2 separate regions of the Mus musculus genome follow, and region 1 is linked to region 2. A link is a loop called in an ENCODE intact Hi-C map of the cell type or tissue named here. Cell type or tissue: left cerebral cortex. All regions are shown on one strand. Links, peaks and the distances in the headings refer to the core of each region. The heading gives the core; the rest is flanking DNA.

The links. Peaks named below come from ENCODE experiments on the same cell type or tissue, not always from the same donor. Only the 100,000 strongest peaks of a DNase experiment are listed, where the experiment ranks them.
Region 1: a loop joins it to region 2, with 4 times the contacts of the local background. A loop is called at or near these places in 7 of 42 quality-filtered maps.

The regions. Positions count from the first base shown.
Region 1 is chr1:127,864,283-127,874,587 of GRCm38, forward strand. Rab3gap1 (RAB3 GTPase activating protein subunit 1) reads left to right here and starts at 4,491. Exons shown (of 24, transcript NM_178690.4): 1 at 4,491-4,547; 2 at 4,643-4,698; 3 at 9,798-9,873. The coding sequence starts at 4,530. In left cerebral cortex, for the core only: no CTCF peak of the experiment used is centred there; DNase peaks (open chromatin) are centred at 4,501 and 4,741; H3K4me3 peaks cover 1,534 bases; H3K27ac peaks cover 878 bases.
Region 2 is chr1:127,768,948-127,779,252 of GRCm38, forward strand. Ccnt2 (cyclin T2) reads left to right here and starts at 5,217. Exons shown (of 9, transcript NM_028399.1): 1 at 5,217-5,438; 2 at 6,154-6,235. The coding sequence starts at 5,281. 2900009J06Rik (RIKEN cDNA 2900009J06 gene) reads right to left here and starts at 5,107. Exons shown (of 2, transcript NR_045298.1): 1 at 4,981-5,107. In left cerebral cortex, for the core only: a CTCF peak has its summit at 5,375; DNase peaks (open chromatin) are centred at 5,110, 5,635 and 7,534; H3K4me3 peaks cover 3,733 bases; H3K27ac peaks cover 1,675 bases.

The DNA.
Region 1 (10,305 bases), core at 883-8,882, 96 kb after region 2:
TAGCAACCTATTCAGCAGCCTCATATGTTGTCTAAAATTTAATTTCAGGGAGCAAAGTCTTCGAGATTGTTTTAGTTTCTGATCTTAGTTACTGAACCATCTTTAATTCTCATTAAGGAGAAAAACGAGTAATGCCATGTTTGTAAGTAGTGTTTCTCAGTTTTCATAGGCCATTCATTATAAAGACTATTATTATAATTCGTTGCCCATCTCTGGCTGGTCATTGGGTTGCTTTATTTATTTTTTGTTGTTTTTTTTTTTTTTTTCAAAACAGGGTTTTTCTGTGTAGCCCTGGCTGTCCTGGAACTCACTCTGTAGACCAGGCTGACCTTAAACTTAGAAATCTGCCTGCCTCTGCCTCCCAAGTGCTGGGATTAAAGGCGTGCACCTCCACACTTGGCTTTATTCATTTTCTTAACTATAAAAATTTATTGTTACTTTGTTTCTGCCATTAAAATTGATGACCTTGGTCTTTCTCTTTTAGTTTTATATACAGTTGTCTTAGTCAGGGTTTTTATTCTTGCACAAAACATCATGACTAAAAAGTAAGTTGGGGAGGGAAGGGATTATTCAGTGTCTTAGACAGGGTTTCTATTCCTGCACAAACATCATGACCAAGAAGCAAGTTGGGGAGGAAAGGGTTTATTCGGCTTACACTTCCATACTGCTGTTCACCACCAAGGAAGCCAGAACTGGAACTCAAGCAGGTCAGGAAGCAGGAGCTGATGCAGAGGCCATGGAGGGATGTTCTTTACTGGCTTGCTTCCCCTGGCTTGCTCAGCCTGATCTCTAATATTACCAGCCCAGAGATGGTCCCACCCACAAGGAGCCTTTCCCACTTGATCACTAATTAAGAAAATGCCTTACAGTTGGATCTCATGGAGGCATTTCCTCAACTGAAGCTCCCTTTTCTGTGATAACTCCAGCTGTGTCAAGTTGACACAAAACTAGCCAGTACATTCAGCTTATACTTTCAAATTGCTGTTCATCACCAAAGGAGGTCAGGACTGGAACTCAAGCAGGTCAGGAAACAGGAGCTGATGCAGAGGCCATGGAGAGATGTTTCTTACTGGCTTGCTTCCTCTGCCTTACTCAGCTTTCTCTTTCATAGAACCCAGGACTACCAGCCCAGGGATGGCACCTCCCACAGTGGGCCCTCCCCCCTAGATCACTAGTTGAGAAAATGCCTTACAGCTGGATCTCATAGAGGCATTTTCTCAACTGAAGCTCCTTTATCTGTAATAACTCCAGCCTGTGTCAAGTTGACACACAAAACCAGCCAGTACAATTGACCCCTTGTCAACTTGACACACAAACACATCACTATTAAGCCTCAACCCTTACTTTCTTTTTTTCTTTTATATGAGTACACTGTAGCTGTACAGATGGTTGTCAGGACCTCTGCTCATTCTGGCCCCGCTCGCTCCGTCCCAAAGATTTATTTATTAGTTATATGTAAGTACACTGTAGCTGCCTTTAGACACACCAGAAGAGGGCTTCAGATCTCATTATGGATTGTTGTGAGCCACCATGTGGTTGTTAGGATTTGAACTGAGGACCTTTGGAAGAACAGTCAGTGCTCTTACCTGCTGAGCCATCTCACCAGTCCCCAATCCTTATTTTCTTATTCATTCCCAAGATCTAAATAACTTTAAAAGTACCACAGTCTTTGAAAATTCTTACATGTTAAAATTTCAATCCCTTTAAAATATCCAATCTCTTTTAAAATCAAAAGTGTTTTTACATTTAAAATTCTCTTAACTGTGGGATCCACTAAAATACTTTCTTACTTCAAGGGGAAAAATATCATGGCACAGTCACAGTCAAAAGCAAAATCAAACTCCAACTGTCCAATGTCTGGGATCCACTCACGATCTTCTGGGCTTCTCCAGGGGCTTGGGTCACTTCTCCAGCTCTGCCCTTTGTAGCACACACTTTGTCTTCTAGGCTCTAGCTGCCAGTACTCCACTGCTGCTGCTGATCTTGGTGGTCATCTCATGGTACTGGCATCTCCAAAACACTGCTGTCTTCTGCTGCAACTAAACTTCACCAATAGCCTCTCATGGGCTCTCTTCATGGCACCAAACCTCAACTCCTTTGCATGACTCCTTTAGTCCTGGGCCATCAATTGGAACCGAGGCTGCAACTTCACTAATGGCCTTCCATGGCTTCTTACAGTGCCGAACCCCAGCTGCTCTTCATGACCCCCTCATGCCTTCAAAACCATGGTCAGGTTGTCACAAGAATATCCCACTATGCTGGTACCAATTTGTCTTAGTTAGGGTCTCTATTCCTGCACAAGGCATTATACCCAAGAAGCATGTTGGGGAGGAAAGGGCTTATTCAGCTTACACTTCCACTTTGCTGTTCATCACCAAAGGAAGTCAGGACTGGAACTCAAGCAAGCCAGTAAGTAACATCACTCCATGGCCTCTGCATCAGCTCCTGCTTCCTGACCTGCTTAAGTTCCAAACATAGTGGCACATGCTTTTAATCCCAGCACTCTAGAGGCAGAAGCAGGTGGGTTTCTGTGAGTTTGAGGCCAACCTTGTCTACGCAGTGAGTCCCACAAAAGCCAGAGCTACATAATAAAGAGTCTGTCTCAAAAAATTATTTAATTTAAATTTTTATGTATATAATTATTTTGTCTGCATGTGTATTTGTGCACTGTGTGCATTTCTGTTTACTATAGAAGTCAGAAGAGGGTGCTGAGTCCCCTAGAACTAGAAGTATGGAGCGTTGTATGTAGCCACGTGGATGCTGGGGACAGAGTTGGGGTCCTCTGTAACAACAGTCAGTACTCTTAACTGCTGAGCCATCTCTACAGTCCCCAACAGAATTCCAACTGCTAGTTAGCACTCCTGTCCTTCAGTGGTTTAAAAAGTAAAGCACTCATCAAATAGTATGTTCTTCTCAGAGTATATGTAACTTGTATGATGTTGTTTGGTTTTGTTTATTTTTTGTTTTGTTTTTCAAGACAAGAGTTTCTCTGTGTAACAGAGCCCTGGCTGTCCTGGTCTCACTTTGTAGGCCAGGCTTGCCTTGAATTAACAGAGATCTGCCTGCCTCTGTCTCCTGAGTGCTGGGATTAAAGGCATGCACTTCCATGCCTGGCTGCTTTTTAAAACAATAAGTTTAGTTGTATAGATTTTCTTTTCCTGGGGTTAGGAAAGGAGACAGTGGGTTTAAGGATCTTGGTCAGTGTTTATGAGTTGTAAAGTTTGAACAAGAGCTGAGGATGTAGTTCTGTTGGTAGAGCTTTTGCCTAGCATGCATGGTCCTCGCTTCTGTCTTTACCACCACACCATACAATCCAAGACGGTGCTACATGACTGCAGTCAGGATACTCAAAAGGAGGCAAGAGGATCAGAATTCCAGTTCGCTCTTCTCACCACAAGGCGTGTGAGGCTGGCTTATGAACCCTATCTCAAGAACAAAACCAAGGGCTTGAGAGATGGCTCAGTGGTTAAGAGTGCTCTTCCAAAGGTTCTGAGTTCAAATGCCAGCAATCACAAGGTGGCTCACAACCATCTGTAATGGGATCTGATGCCCTTTTCTGGTATACTCATATACATAAAATAAATATACTCATACACATTCTAGTGTAATCATATACATAAAATGAATAAATAAATCTAAAAAAAAACCCATTTGAATGAAAACTCAAAGAGGTTTTTAAATACAATTGTGACCATGCATATCTAGGGTCTTTGCCATATAGGACTACATATGCCCCAAGATATTTATGAATGTAGCCCAATACATCTGTGGATGTGAATGTCATGTAACAATTTCAAAATGTTCATCAGTTTGTTTTTGTTTTTTGTTGTTGTTGTTTTTTGTTTGTTTGGTTGTTTTTTTTCTTCCGAGACAGGGTTTTTCTGTGTAGCCCTGGCTGTCCTGGAACTCACTTTGTAGACCAGGCTGGCCTCGAACTCAGAAATCTGCCTGCCTCTGCCTCCCGAGTGCTGGGATTAAAGGTGTGTGCCACCACGCTCGGCTCATCAGCTCTTCTTGAGTCTACAAAATACTCTTATTATTTTTACTTTTAATTCTTTAAACAATACTTGTTAATTTTATTTCATGTGCATGAGTGTTTCGTCAGCATGTAAATCTGTTTGTGCAGCACGTGCATGCCTGGTGTCAGTCGAGGCCAGAAGCAGGTACAGGATCCCTTTGGACTGAAATCACAAATGGTTGTGAACTGCTATGCAGGTGCTGGAAATCGAACATAGGTCTTGTGAAAGCGCAGCGGGTAGTCTTAACTGCACAGTTATCCCTCTAGCCCCAACAGAATTTTAAAAAAAATATTACTAAACCACCTTGAAGAAGAGCGTATGCCACACTAAGATCTTTCTGTCTGGAGGAAAAAGGTCTTCCCACCTTCCAGCAGGCCCTTTGTAGGCGGGCCCGCTTCGGGGCCCCACCCACCACCCACCGAGGCCCCGCCCACGGCCACTCAGTGCCCTCCTCCTAGCTCCCTTCTTCCCGACAGCCTTCGCGCGGGGCCTGACGCTCCGCTCCGCAAGATGGCGGCGGACAGTGAGGTGAGTTCTGCGCCCTGGGTGCCTCTGTCACAGAGTTCTGCCGCCGACGTCAGTGGCCCGCAGCTTACTGTCTGTGCTCTTCTCTGTCCCCGCAGCCCGAGTCCGAAGTGTTTGAGATCACAGACTTCACCACAGCCTCGGAGTGGGAGAGGTGAGTAGTGTGTTTGGTCCTGTCTGGCCCCGGGCGGCATCACACAGGTGACGCTGGTTCGGAGGGAGACGCCCACGCTTCGTCTCTTCTTCCGCGCCACGGCAACTTTGGCTTTTTCCGCATCAATCATACAGACAGGTCAGACCAACCTTCAGACTCCGCCTTTAAAACAAGTTGTGTTGACTTCCAGATCACTTCCCTGGCACAGAAAACCATTTCCGAGGTCGTCCCCGGGTCTTATGCTTTCATGTCAATTTGCCTCAGTTGTCATCAAAGCCGTCAGCTAAGCAGCTGCTGTGTTTTCTTCCTGTGTTTATTGGAAGAGACTTTTAGCGTACCGATGACTGTTCATCTGTCATCCTCTTACCATCGTTATCCTGTCTTCGAGAAATTAAAAAATTAAAATTCTACTATTTCATACTTATAAATAGTATGTTTACATACGTCTTTGGAATGTTTTGATTCACAGCGTTACATTTTAAACTTGGTCCTGTGCCCAGACTTCCCGAGCTTGTCAAATTCAGATGAACAACTGCATTAAGGCGAACATGTTTTATCACCTGAGTGAGTTGAAAACTAAGTTTGTTGGCTTGATAGCTAGCTATTGAGGTTATTGTTGCAGTGCTTGTAGGCTTTACAAATGTGTGGCTCTCATATCAGTTGGTGGCATAGGAAGATATAAAAGATCTTTGAAATAGTAGTTTGACTTGTGTTCCCATCCCCACACTTCATCGAGTCAGTAAGACTTAACACACTAGCAAGACTTTATGAGGAAGTACTGTGTGCCCTGAACTATCCTAAGATCAGGGAAATCTATATACCTTTTAAAAACTCCAACAAATAGTTAAAATGTAAGCCAGTTGGTACTAACTACAAAGAACTAGTTAAGTAGGGAAAACGTGGACTACAAAATTGTTGGAGACATTTTTGTAGGGAAAAGATAGGAAATGCCTGCTTTGAAATTGGGGAGGGAAATGGAAGCTGGGTGACGTGGCACCTGTGTATAATAGTGACTACTGGCAAGGCTGAGGCGGATCACTTGAGCTAAGGAATTAAGACCAGCCTGAGCAATCTAAGAGGTACTGCCTTAAGAAAGGAAAGGGAAAATGGTTCAGGGTTTGGTTAAACATGAGAAGGGACTGACATTTCGAGACAAGTAAGTGAGGAATTATCACTGGGAAATAAATAAAAATGATACAGTGAGATCAGTTTCCAAAGCCAAGGCAGAGGCGTCGAGAGTTGGTGCACTTGACTAAAAACTCTCCAACTTGACTGTGCATCAGAACCTGCTGGTCTCGGTTCTCAGTGTTTCCCATTAGGTTTTAGGTCCAATCCCCAAATTTGCTTTTCTAACATGGTCCCAGGTAATACAGATGCCAGCAGGTCAGAAGACCATATTTAGAAAGCACTGCTGCTTAAAGTGGCAAGAGCTTTTGATCCTATGGTGCAAGGATTGTTTGGTTTAAGTTGTTACATTGTGGTAAAATGAAGTAAGCAGTTTACATTGATTCATAAAGTGGAACTGTAATTAGTTGGATAGAGTGAACTAGATTTAGGTAGATGAGCTTAATGTAAGTCTGAGGGGAAAGGCTCAATTATGAAACTTCAGGTTCATGCCTAAACGAAAAGATATGTATCAAGAGTGCTCTTTTGGGCACATTGACTGTAAAGTTGATATTTTGAAGGTAGTTAGAAAATGATGGTCTTGGAGGGTGAGTGGTAAGAAGACATTAATGATTAGTGTTTAGAATGGAAAAATGGCCATTTTCCCTGGTTAAATAGTTTAAAATTTCCTGAGGGGTGCTGGGGCGATGCTTAGCGGTTAAGAGTTCTGTACATTCTTCCAGAAGACCCAGATTCAATTCTCAGCACCCACATGGCAGCTCACAACTGTCTAAAACTCCAGTTCTAGGTTATTTAACACCCTCATATAGACATACATGCAAGAGAAACACCAGTGCACATTAAATAAATCAATAGATAAATAAACCCTTTCCCGGGCTGGTGAGATGGCTCAGCGGGTAAGAGCACCCAACTGCTCTTCTGAAGGTCCTGAGTTCAAGTCCCAGCAACCACATGGTGGCTCACAACCATCCGTAATGAGATCTGACTCCCTCTTCTGGTGTGTCTGAAGACAGCTGCAGTGTACTTACATATAATAAATAAATAAATCTTAAAAAAATAAAAATAAGCCCTTTCCCTGCTGTGGGCTCAGGTACATTTAAGATTTGGCTTCATCCATAATTCACTGCCATGGCTGAGGAAGCATTGATGCTAAAAGTGTAGTGGATGCCAGCACTGCTTCACAAGAGATGCCGAAGACTACCTTAGGCCATGATGGCCTAACATATGGCATACACTAAGCTGCCAAAGCCTTAGCAAGCACCAAGCACACCGTTGTGTGCTTATATCCAATTGTGATAAGCCTATGTATGTCAGGTTGGTGAAGGAAGGTACTTTGTGCTGGCATCAAATTAACCTGATTAAGGTTGATGACAATAACTAGGAATGGGTAGGCCTGTCTAGAATTCTCATCATAAAGTGATGGGTTTCATCAGAGTATCAAATGCAAGAAATAAATGCGAATTTAAAGTTTCTTAAGCCTTATTTTTTTTATTATTTGGATGAAAAGTTCTTCTCAGAATTGAATGACAATAGGGACATTAATGATCCTAGGCATGGTTGAGAAGGTGGTTTATTGTAAATATGAGGGAGCAAGCAGGGAGTGTCAACTGGAAGAGGTCAGACTAAACTGGGCCAGCAGACTGAACTGGCCATGAGAGGTAGGAACAGAGGGAAAGAGCAGAGAGAGCACATAGCCAGATGACTGGGCTGTGTAGGAAAAGGAGGCTAGGGGAATGGACGCAAAGTTCAGAGTGGGGCTGGAGAGGGTTAGGGTAGTGGGTAGGGAATGCCAGCCAGGATGGTTCTATAACTGGTACTTGTGGTAGAGACTGAGGGAATCTTGAGGTTAGCAGAGACTTTGATATGTTAATAGACACTACCAGCACAGGTTAATGGAAGAGCAATATGTTCCTGTTGCCAGAGATAAGGAGAACATAAGCAATATGTTCCTTGTAGCAAGTAGGAACAATTTTAAGTCCCTCGAAAATGTTGGCTTTTGTCTAAATGTCAGACTGGCAAAAGGACTTTCTTGAAACCTAACAAGTATGTTATGTACCATACAGATAATTTATTGAGACTACTAAGTAGAGACTTAATTTTGAATGAGCATGTGTAAGACACAGTGTAAAACATTAGGGATTTAGTAGCTAGTAAAAACAGATGAGGCTTAGTATGCTCATTGACCTGTGTTCAATCCCTAGTCCTATAGGAAAAAGGAAAAATAAGGCAGACTCTCTCTCTCTCTTGCTCTCTCTCTCTGATTTTTTTTTTTTTTTGAGGCAGAGTTTCTCTGTGTAGCCCTGGCTGTCCTGTAAATCAGGCTGAGCTCAAACTCAGCTCCACCTGCCTCTGCCTTCTGTGAGTGCTGGGATTAAAGGTATGTACCACTACACATATACCCTCCCCATCCCCTAGCTAAGGGTCCTGCTCTTATTGAAAGTATAGTCTAGCAGAAGAAATAGACATGAGTCAGATAATGTAACTAGTCTGTAATTACAAGTTGACATGAAAGCTACAAAGGTGAAATGGAAAGAACCCTGTTTTTCCAAAAGCATGTACAAAAGAACTGAGTATAGTAAGTGACTCAGCAGCTAAGCTATGGAGAACTGTTAAAGAAAAAGTTACTACACTTTTCTAGCCAAATCTCAATATTTGTATCATATAATTGTCTCCTAGCCAGTGCTAAAATTCATAAGTATTTTAAAATGTTTCTTTGGGGCTGGAGAGATGGCTCAGTTTGTAAGAACACTGGCTGCTTTCCCAGAGGTCCTGAGTTCAATTCCTAGCACCCACATAGTGTTCACAACCATCTGTAACAGGATCTGATACCTTCTTCTATCATGCAGGTATACAGTCTAATAGAGCACTAACATACAAACATAAGTAAATGTTTTTGTTTTTTACTCTGAAAATTATTTTTAAGATTATTTTTATTATAGCAATAATACCTTGTTAAAAATTACATTTAAACCTTCTACAAAGATAGCTATTAAATTTTGACATATTTTCTTTTAATTGTGTGTGTGTAACTTTTTTTAGATCAAACTATATCAATGCTTGTTTCTGCAGCTTTCTTTTTTCACTTAACACACGGAACTTTTTCTTATTTCCTCAACTGTTCTTCAGAACCATTTTCAGTGGGTATACATTGGACGGTCTACTGAATGGACATTTTAAGGAGTTAATGAGAAGGTTCAGTTAAATTATAAGCTGATTTATTATTTGATGTCATTACTGTTTTAAAAGAAATGCATAACTCATAATGCCAATGAAGAAAAAAATCTGATGCCTTTGATTACAAGTTGATTTTAGTTACTCTAGAAGCACTTTCTAGATGTTTTAGTTACTCTAGAAGCACTTTCTAGATGTTTTAGGTAGCAATTGCAGCTGCTAGATTGGATCACATTTTTCTAATATAAGCAGATTGACAGTTTTCATTTGCTGATGTTCAGCAAGTTGCTAGTCAAGTTTTAAAGATTCTTTTTATCTGTGTAAAGTGCTTTTGCTTGAATGCCTGTGTGCATCACATGCGTCTCATACCATCAGGCCAGAAGGCACTGGATCTCTAGAACTAGAGTTACAGTTGGGTATGAGCCACTCTGCTGGTGCTGGGCAGGGAAAGTGATCAGTTGTATAACTATCCTTAATTAGGATTAAGTTAATCTCTCAGTTTTTGCTTCTCTTCTAAATTTATTCTATCATATTAAAGGAGGAATTGTTCTTAGTTTATGTTTTGTAGAAAGAGTGCTTTTATTGGGTGGATAGATTTAAATGAATCAAAATTTAAGAATTCTTGAACTAGACAACATTGTTTCTACTTTTATTCTATATCCCTAAGTTAGGCTCACATATTAAACTTCTTGAGCATTTTCTAATTGAAACGTTAGGGTGTAAGGAAATGTCTTTTAAAGAAATTGAATAGTACTAGGAAAAATGTTTGGTTATATATTTAGAAAGTTTTCCCTCCTTCTTAGGTTTATTTCCAAAGTTGAAGAAGTCTTGAATGACTGGAAACTGATTGGACCCTCTCTGGGAAAGCCACTGGAAAAGGTCAGATCTGTTCACTTGTATCTCTAGATTGCTATTTACTTTGAAATCTTTGTTTTTATGCCCCTTGCTACAAATAATGCATTTGCATTAAAATGTTGAAATTTTAAGTTGTATAAAGTCTTATGAACATCAAATAGCATCTGGAAGAACTTGGGTTTGAATTTGTAGCAAATGATATATGTAAGATATTTGCAAAACTTATTTATTGATTGATTTGGATTTTGAGACAGGTTCCCACTGTGTAGCTTTGGCTGTCCTATAGATCACTGTGGTGACTAGGCTGTCCTTGAACTCACAGATATCCATCTGTTTTCTACCTCCCCAGTGCTGGGATTAAAGGCATGCTTCACCAGGACTTGCTGTGAAACTTTTTTAAATTATAAAGTTGTATATATGACAACTTTCTTTATATGATTTCATCAATTTCTTCAG
Region 2 (10,305 bases), core at 697-8,696:
ACCTGGGATTTCCAAAGAATGGCACGGAATTAGGTCAGTCAGATGCCTATAAAGGTCAAACCCAAAGCAAAGTACTTTCTTCCTTTGTCCAATCAAGAACCAGCACACATCCTGCCTACGTTTGATCAAGTACGTCCTGTGCATTTGGGGTAACCAATCACATTTATTGAAGTGAAAATCTATGACATGCATATATATATGAGAACAACAGCCCCCAGAATTTCAGGAAGTTATCTGTCCTTGGGCAGGTGGGGCTTATAGGTTAACTTTAGCCCTTATACCTTCTGTCCACCCCACGGCCCACCAGTGCTAGGATTATAGGCTGTACCTCCATACACAATTTGTTTTTATGCAGTGCTGGAGCTAGAACCAGGCCTTCAATGCTTCCTCAATGCACTATCTCCCAACAAAGCACCAGCACCCCACGCCCCGGAGCTCTTTTTAAGAGCCTAATGTCTTCAAACATCTTGCATTCTTTACCTTTAACTTTAAACATGCTTTTTTTCTAGCCAAATTGCTTTTCAGGTCATTCCTCTGCTCTTTTGCTCCCAGTTCTCCCTATAAAACTAGTTTAAAGCAGCCAGGGGTGCCTTTTCCACAGCTGGAATAATGGACTGCCTTGAATTCTCCTGCTCCAGATTACCTAGTCAATAACCAATAAACCTAGCTTCCCATAGTCTTGGGCACGGACAGAATGTAAGCAACAGAACACAAATGGCCTCTAGTCGGGTTCTTACTAGAAACCTTGTTCCCATCTAAAGGCTCATCGGCTCTCTGCCAGAGGTTCTGTCTGCATAATTCTGGAGTTCTACAGCTAGCTTCTCTACATCTTCCTACAAGTCAGTTCTTCCTAATTACAGTCAGCTATAATTCCACTCTCCCCCACACCAACTTTCTCTACCAGTTACTCTTTCACCACTGTAATCAAATACCATAGAAACAAATTGAGACACAGGTTTTTTCCAGTTCAATACCACAGATTTCAGTCCAGCATCACAGATATGGTATAGCAGAGCCCAGTAGTTCATGCCACTGGGACCAGAAAGCAGAGTGCACCTGTGGCAGGCGATTGTTTTCTTTTTTCCACTTTATGGGGTGGTTCCATTTGTATTCAGGAGAGGTCTCTCCTCAGGTAATTTCTCTCTGGAAAGGCATCAAGGACACACCCAGATGGGTGTTGTAATAATCTACCAGGCTTTTCTTAATCTACTCAATGACAGTCAAGACCAACCATAGTATACAACTGCTTCATTACCACAAGGGACCTGACTATTCAATGTCATATATATATATATATATATATATATATATATATATATATATATATATATATACAGATGTTACAGTAGTGTTAAAGGCTCATTAAGAGAAATGTGGTAGAATTTCTGGTCTAAATAGAGTCCTACAATTCCAACTGGGCTGGAATCAGATCCCCTTCTGAACGGTGGGCTCATTCTGTGTGCTAAATGGACAGAAGAAATTACACCTTCAATAATAATATGTACTTTTCTTTCCCAGACTCTCTGCCCTCTACATAGTTGCTTAAGGACCACAACCACACAACTTCATTAACCCTACTTTTCTAAATTCTCAGTCAAAAAGCATACTTTCCCTTTTCTTTTTGCTTCTAATACTTGCCAAATCCTAAATTCTAATACATGCTTACAAACATGCACGCACGCGCACACACACACACACACACACACACACACACACACACACACACACACAATTCCTCATCCTGTTAGCTTACAGCATGGCTTTTTCTTTCTCCTCTCTATCTTCCTCCTCCAGGTAGATGCCAAGGTTTATAGCTTGCTGACCCTGGGATTTTTTTTTCTTTCTTTTTAAATTCTAATGAAGCTGTCCTTGAACTTTCTTCTGAGTCTTTTACATTTTTTTATTAGTGACACTAAGAAGCCTGTGGATGGATTGCAATTTCCCAGGTAACATGGAGCACCCCAGTGGAGCACCCCAAAACTTCGAGAAACATAGTAAATGTTCATATTCATCTTTTTTTTTTTCAAGACAGGGTTTCTCTGTATAGCCCTGGCTGTCCTAGAACTCACTCTGTAGACCAGGCTGGCCTCGAACTCAGAAATCCGCCTGCCTCTGCCTCCCAAGTGCTGGGATTAAAGGTGTGCGGCACCACTACCCAGCTCATATTCATCTTGACAAGAACTTTCTTCCACGTGCCAGAGAGGCAGGATGATCAAGACACTGGGGCTACAGCTGTAAACAAAAGGGGTGAGATTTCTTTTCTGCAATTTGAGAAGTAAGAAGCTTTAAGGAGGAGGAAGGAGAATATGGAATAAGAGAAGGAACAGGACAGAGGGAATTATTCTATTACTGGATACCTTCAAGACATTAAAGATGTGATGGCAACTAGGAGACAGATGGGAAGTAAAATGTTCATTTGTAGAGCCAAAGAAAGCCTCTCTAAAGAGGACTTTGAGACTAAATGAGATTGGCTGGCCATGAAGAGACTTCGTGCATGGCAACAGTACAAAGCTGCTGAGGCTGGGGTGCGATAGTAGCTGGAGATTATGGGCAAGCAAGCGTGGAAGGAGAGGAAGCCAGAAATGTGGCCTGGTCAGTAGGCTGTAGTGAAACATTTATATTAAATCTTATAGGAAGCTGTCAAATTTTGTTCCTAGCAGAATAGTAGATATTTAAGCCTTGTGGCAGGAGAGGTCAGGGCAAGGAAGACTACTGTGGATGGACATGAGAAGGTAGAGAGTCTTAGGGTACAGTGACAAGATCATGTGAAGCCAATTATAGAAGTGCTACGGAAAGCCAAGGTCAGTTGTATCAAAAAGGAATGCAAGCTGGGGCTGGAAAGATGTGGCTCAAAAGCTCCAAGCATTTTCAGCTCTTTCGGAGGACCCAAGGTTTAGACCCCAGCACCCATTATGTAGCAGCTCAGGACTCAGGCCGCAGGAAATCTGGCACCACTGTGGGCACCATGCTTACATGTAGTGCACATTCATACATGCAGGCACTCAAGCATACAATGAAGACGTGTTTAAAATGTAAAGAAGGAGTGAAGCTTCAATGCTCAGTGGATAAAAGTGACTGCCACCAAGACTGATGATCTTAGTTCAATCCCCATGGTCCACGTGGTAGGTGAGAAGAGTCCTCAAGTCAACTTCCAACCTGTACATATGTGCTTTGGCATGCCCGCAGCAACATGTGCCCTGCCGCAACATGCACAACTGAAGAAAACAGAAAGGACAGATCTGCTTACTGTGTGTTTCTTTTGTATTGTATTATATAAGACACTTCGTACAATATTGAAAGGAGTCAACAGAGAGGGCACAGACTTGCCTTGTCCTTAATCTTATATGGAAGCCACCTTAACATCAAGTGCCATGCTGGCTGTTGTCTTCTGTAGATGTTATAAAGTTGAAAAGCTCTCCTCCATTTCTACTTTTCTCTTTTTTATCATTAGGACTGAGTGTTGTAGAAAGGCACTTATAGAATGTTACTTTAAATCAATCTAGGAACATCTAGGTAACAAGATGAGAGATCTTGTTATATCTATAACAAGGTATTATTTAGGTGGCTGTTCACAATAACCACCTACAATAATCAAAACACTAGCATAGCACAATAGAGCAGGCAGTAGGCTGAGGCAGGAACCCCCAAATCCTGACAAATGAAAGCCTCAAGTTTTAATCACAAACACACTAGCCCTTTTATTTATTTTCATTTTAAGGAATTTTTAGATAGGGTCATTTTCTTTACAGCTGTTTATTGTGCATGAGTGTGCACACGCATGTGTGCCACTGAGCACGTGTGAAGGTTAGAGGACAATTTGTAGCATTTGGGTCTTTCCCTCTACCATATAGGTGGGGAGTGAACTCAAGTTGTCCGGCTTGGCAGCGTTGCCTTTAGCTGGTCGGCCATTTCAACAGCCCTCGTTGGCTTTTTAAAAGCCAGTTTTCGATAACTGACTGCAGTCTTCAGAAAATACTTAAAAACTAAAGTGTAATTTGGTCATATACAATAGGCATTAACTCAGAGGCAGATAACATGTAAACAAATGAGTGGTGCTTCCTTACAAAAAGATGGAAATAAATCATCAGTTATAAGAGACCTTACTTTATAAAATCCTAAACAATTTTTTTCTTAGCTTCTCTTGCACTCATTTGTTAGACTGTTGGCCTAGTATGCCTAAGGCCCTCTGCTCCAGCACTTCAACCAAGATGCGGCACACCAGCCTATAATCCCTGCACTTTGTTTCTGGACAACCTGAGTTACAGCGTTCTGCTTCTCCCCAACCATCCCCCAATCTCAACCCGCAGAAACCACACAGACCTTCAAAACCATACACCCCATCTGGATGGAAGGCCTAGAGAGTCATGACCTCCAATTATTAACTTCATATTGTTTGACAGGTAACTTAATAAGAAAGATATCTGCAGAGTGATGCCACTGGCCTTGTAATCCCAGCACTTCCGAGGGGGAAGCAAGAGGACAGTAAATCCAAGGTCATTCTTGGCTACAAGAGTGAACACAAAGCCAGTCTGGGACACATGGCACATCGTTTTAAAACAACCCATACCCCTTGAGTGGCTTTAGGTTTAAAGTAACGTTTTAAAGGCGCATGCTCCCCAACATCTACTAGCGATTTAAAAAACAAAACCAAAAAACCCAGAAGACACTGTTAGTTCACTGCTAGAATTAGCGTTCTTTCCTAGCTAACTCCTCCGGAGGGTAGCCATTCGTGGACACAGGAGTCAACAAAGCTAAGAAAATACACCCACCAACATGTAAGAAAATGGAAGCTACAGCACGAAGCCGAGACTAGAAAAGCCTTTTCTGACTTTAACGCACCCGCAAACTCACAGACCACAAAATAAACCGTTTAGTTGAAAGCTAACGTCCAAGCCCTATTAGGCAGCCTCAGGACCTCTTCCCTGTTCGCCCCGCCCCTTCCCCTTAGCCCCTCCCAGATCCAGCATGCACCGCGTCGACCTTTTCTTTCCGAGTGACCCCCACTTTACGGCGTCTCCCAATGACAAGAGGCGCAGAGCATTGTGGTCCCGCGGGTCCGAGAGAGAGAAAGGGGAGGGAGGCCGGAAAGAGAAAGCAAAAGACCAGCGCGAGCCGGCAGGGCGGGTCCCTGCGCGTGCGCGTGGGTAGCAGCAGGCCCGGAAAAGGCGTGGCCCACCCTACGGAGAGCACATTGGGGCGGGGCCTCGACACATTGGCGCGGAGTCCCGGAGGCAGGCGGGGAGGGGGCGGGCTCAGGGCGCGGGCGGAGGAGGAAGTGTCATGGCGTCGGGCCGTGGAGCTTCTTCTCGCTGGTTCTTTACTCGGGAACAGCTGGAGAACACGCCGAGCCGCCGCTGCGGAGTGGAAGCGGATGAAGAGCTGTCGCATCGCCAGCAGGCGGCCAACCTCATCCAGGACATGGGGCAACGTCTCAATGTGTATCCTTTTTCTAGTTGCGGCCCTGCGTCCCACACGCCCTGGTCGCGCTCGCCGGGTGACCGGGCCTAGTGTCCCGGGAACATGGCGCCGCTCCCTTTGCCGTCTTTTGATCTCGGGAAAGACACAGAGAAAGCTAGGGCCCGAGCTGCCGTGGCGAGCCGGAGAAAGAGGAGATGTGCCGGGGAAGGCGGGCCGGGAGCCCGCGTTGTATAACCTGTGTTTGGGAGCGCGTGATGCGGGAGGGAATAGCAGTGCTTCCCTGGCGAGAGAGGAGGAATCCGGGATGAGCAAAGCCAAGGGGCGGCCCCTTCCACTTTCGGAAGTCAGAAAAGGCCTTGAGACGTAGAGAGGTCGCAGATGTTCCACGGAAAGTGTTTTCCGAGGCTTCCGTGCCGGCTCCAGGGCGGCTCTGTTGCGCCGGGGGAACGCACGTAGATGTTTCATGTTCTTTGGGTGTGTGGCGCGCGCCTTTCGACTACTTTATTTCTACTGTACTAAGCTGTAACCTAATTGCAAATAATTCCTGGGCTCTCCCTACGTAGCGTATTAGAATAATTTGGCATCCAGACTGATTTCTCTTCTCCCCGCAGACTTTCTGCATACTTTCAGGTTGAGGATTGGATTTGAGTAAATGGAAAGGGGATTTTTCCATTCAAATTGATTTAGTTTTTGGAAACATTTTGCTTAGATTATTTTCTAAACGTTGCATCCCAGCTCTCAGCTTACAATAAACACTGCGATTGTTTATATGCACAGGTTTTATATGCACCATTCCTTCACCAAATTCAACAGAAATGTAAGTACTGTTTTATTGTTTTAGACGCCGAATGTTAAAATGAGTAGATAATGCGAAAACAAGTTAGTTGATCGTTGTTTTTACTTATAAATTGAGCGTTCTACGTTTACTATAAATGTGAGTTATGCAATAAACGTTTTGCCTCGTGCAGAGGAGTGTGTGTGAGAGAGAATTTTATTAATTAAGCTGTAAAGCACAGTGTTAGCCTTTTGTTGTTGGATTTGTTGGGGAGGGGGGTGTTGTTTTGTTTTGAGACAGGGTCTCACTTGTAAGTCTGGCTGTCCTGGACCTAAATATGTAGACCAGGCTGGCCTTGAACTCAAAAGAGATATCTACTACCTCTGACTCCCCAGTGCTTGGGATTAAGTAATGTGCCACCAAGCCTGGCGGAGAAACAAACAAAATGTTTCTTAACTCAAAAAGCGATAGTGTTTTGCTCATGTAAAATTTGCAGTTGGGGTGATTTATATTAGAATAATTTAAGTACTCAAAACAGAATAGTTTGTTTGGGCAAGTGTAGTCCTTGGGAAGGATACATTTAATTGTGTAGGGTTCTTTGTTTCAAATGGTATGAATTGAGTCTTGCTTTGAAGTAATACTTTAATTTCTCTTTATAATTTGCCTTTTATTAGAATTTTTATAGTGTTATTCTGAAAGGCACATGTAGGACTAGGCCATGTAAGGACTTAATGTTCTTTGTGGATAGTTTGTGGAGTTTAGGCTCCCAATTGCTAAGGAAACAGTTTTAGAAAAGTTTCTTACATTTTTTGCTTTTGAAATGGCAGAAATGTTATAGTTTAGATTAATTCCTGCTTTAAATTCAGTTGATCTTAAGTCTAACCTGGTTTATCAAATTTGCAAGTTGTTTTTGTCTGAGACAGTGGTTTGTTTTTGTTTTTTTTTTTTGTTTTTTTATAACTGTGGGTTTTGCAGTCCCTGTTCTTTTAATCTGTTTTAATCTGTTTTGAGTCTTGCTCTTTCTGGATTATTTTGTATCATTCTTAGGTCAATAGTGGTGTTGTAGAGAAGAAAAGAACCTATTTATAATGCTTATGCTAAGAGAATCCAGTTTTAATTTCAGTTCTCTAAAAGTAGCAGTGAATTAGTGAGCACTAAGTAACCTTGGCTTTTTCACAGTAGTCCTGGATCATGCTGGTAGAAAGTACAAGTCAAAATCGTTGTGGAAATTCTTTGCAGAGCCGTAGATGTCCTATTTTTGCGAATGGGTTTGCTTTTCTATTTTCAGTATAAGATCTCGCCACATGCCTTGCTTTTTAAGCCCTTCCTTTATTTGTTTTTGTGTCCTGGTTTGTTTGCTTTAAGCAAACATCCTTCTCAATGGTAGAATCTGTCTCTTCAAATTTGCCTAGTTAGCACAGGGCACTTGCATGAAACACTTGGACTTACAGTCGTCTAAAAGTTTGTTTGCCTTCCGCATAGGAAGGAGGCTTGAGTGCTTAGTCTTTCCTAGCAGGGTAATTATCTGTTTGGGGAAACAACATCATCCCTCTCACCTCAATGTCTTTCTGGCCTGTTTTGGCAGCTTAAAGGTGGTTTTAAATACTGTATCAGTAGCATAGCCTCAGTAGTACTTCCCACACACCTGATCCTTCAGTGATGATCTCAGATTGAACATCGGTCATGTTTAAATTCATATTTTCTTGCATTCTTGAGAATTTTTTTCTCAGATTATAATCAAGTGTCATTTTTTAAAAACCCTCAAGTATCATTTGATAAATTAAACCCAACAGAGTAAGAAGCTGAGATGCCAGAACAAACTGTAAGGTCTTAAACTGTCATGCATCCATGATGCTAAGGTATCCTTCAGTATTCAGTGCTTTGTTTTAGTGTCTCAGATTGACAGATTTAAAAGTAAAGAAGCATTTCTGTGCTTGTTTATTTAAGAGTTGGAGTCAATCTTCGCCTGTGTCTGTCACCGAGTAACTTGTTTTTCAGTTGTCAGTTTTCTTGGAGAGTCCAATCATTCTAAGGAATAGGTGACTGTATATAGCTTCAGAATAAAACTATCTTTAGGACTGGTAAATAAAGAATATCCTTCTTGGATCAAGTTTAAGAGAAATCTAGTGAGCTGGTGAGATGGCTTAGGAGGTGCTTGCTGCCAAGCCTAATAGCCTGAACTTGATCTGTGGGACACACAGTATAAGAATCTCAATCTCTCTCTCTCTCTCTCTCCCTCCCTCCCTCCCTCCCTGCCTGCCTGCCTGCCTCTCTCAAACACACAAAAATAAATATAAAAGCATGTTTTAAAGATTTATTTATTTATTTTATGTGTATAGGTGTTTTGGTTGCGTGTGTTTGTGATATATATATATATATTACTGTGTGCACACCTGTTCTCTGCAGAGGCCAGAAAAGGGCGTTAGATCCTCTGGAGCTGGAGTTATAGGTGGTGGTGAACCATCATTTGGGTGCTGGAGACTGAACCTGGGTCCTCTAGAAAAACAGCCATAACCACCAAGCCATTTCTCCAGCCCTATAACTTTTTTTTTTTTAAATCAGTTTAGGCCAAGTAGTGGCTGCACATATCTTTAATCCCAGCACTTGGGAGGTAGATGCAGATGGATCTCTGTGTTAGAGGACAGGCAGGGCTACACAGAGAAACTTGTCTTGAAAAAAAACAAGGAGGGGGCTATCAGTTTAGTAAATTATAACAGCCCTAGCCCAACAGTGTCTAGAGTATAACCTGAGGTCACAGCCCTTTTTATCTCCGTCTTAAGAGACTGGCCCAACTTCTCTGAGAAATGGTTTATTCTTTTAGTTTTATTCATTGCAGGGTTTCGCTCTTGCCCCAGCCTCCCAAATGCTGGGCTACTGAAATGGCACCACATCTGACTAGTTCACTTTAAGTTGCATTTATTTCTGGTCAAATCCAAGAGTTCCCTTAGTATTGGGTTATATAGAGCATGCCTTTTCAAAAATCTTTGTTTGTCATGGTCTGCTCTCTAACACCTTTTAAATAGGTGTGCTTCTGTCTGCCTATCTATTTTGGTTTTCTAAACAGGGACAAGGAAGACAGCAGTAGACTCATTAACATGGAAGGGGGAAAGCTCAGGGCTTCAACCCTAGACAAAAAACTACAGCCTACCAAGGACTGCTGAGAGTGGGAGACGTGGTCGTCCCGGGGAAGAGCACACCAACTGGTTATCCAATAGCAAGTGGTCAGCCATGAAAACACACACATGCCAGTATCACATGGACTGAGGAGGTTGTACGAGCATTTAGGAATATGCACACACAGCAAAAACTAAAGAAAAAGAAGCCATGACTTTGAGGGGTGGTGGTGGTAGATGGGAGGTAATGGAGGGACAAAGGGGAAAGAAGAATTATAAACTCAAAAAAAATAAAAAAGAAAAAAATCCTTTTTTTTTTTCTTTTCTTGCTTTTTTTAACTTTTTGGGACAGGGTTTTTTTCCGTGTTGCCCTGGCTATCCTGAAACCCACTGTTTAGGCCAGGCTGGCTTCAAATTCACAGAGATCTGTCTGCCTCTGCATCCCAAATTCTGGGATTAAAGGTGTGTGCCACCATGCCTGGCCATTTATTCTTTATGTGCATTCTCTGTGAAGGTGTCAGATTACGTAGAACTGAAGTTGACAGCTGTGAGCTGCCATGGGTGCTGACAATTGAACCTGGTCCTCTTAACCACTGAGCCATTTCTCCAGCCCCATAGAGGGTTTCTTAGAACTATCACTGCCTTCTGCACTCAGACCTCCCTGTAATATACAAGCTTTAATGCGTTATAGTTCTTCCTGTATAAGTACCCAAGAGAACATTACTGAGTTAGGAGGGGTAAGTACTTAGAACCAATAATCTTCAGGGATGAATATTTTGACTTATGAGACTACCTCAGCTTCATATTTTATTCATATACACCATTTATATGTGTTCACTTGCTCTCCAGCTACACAAAACAAATCTGCTTGTGCTAAACATCTTTTGTATTTTGGAGCCCTATACTTATGCTAGTCTTGAACTATGTAGCCCTTGATAGTCCCAAACCCACAGTCCTTCTACCTCAGTCTCCTGTTATGCTATAATTGTTTTACTTTCT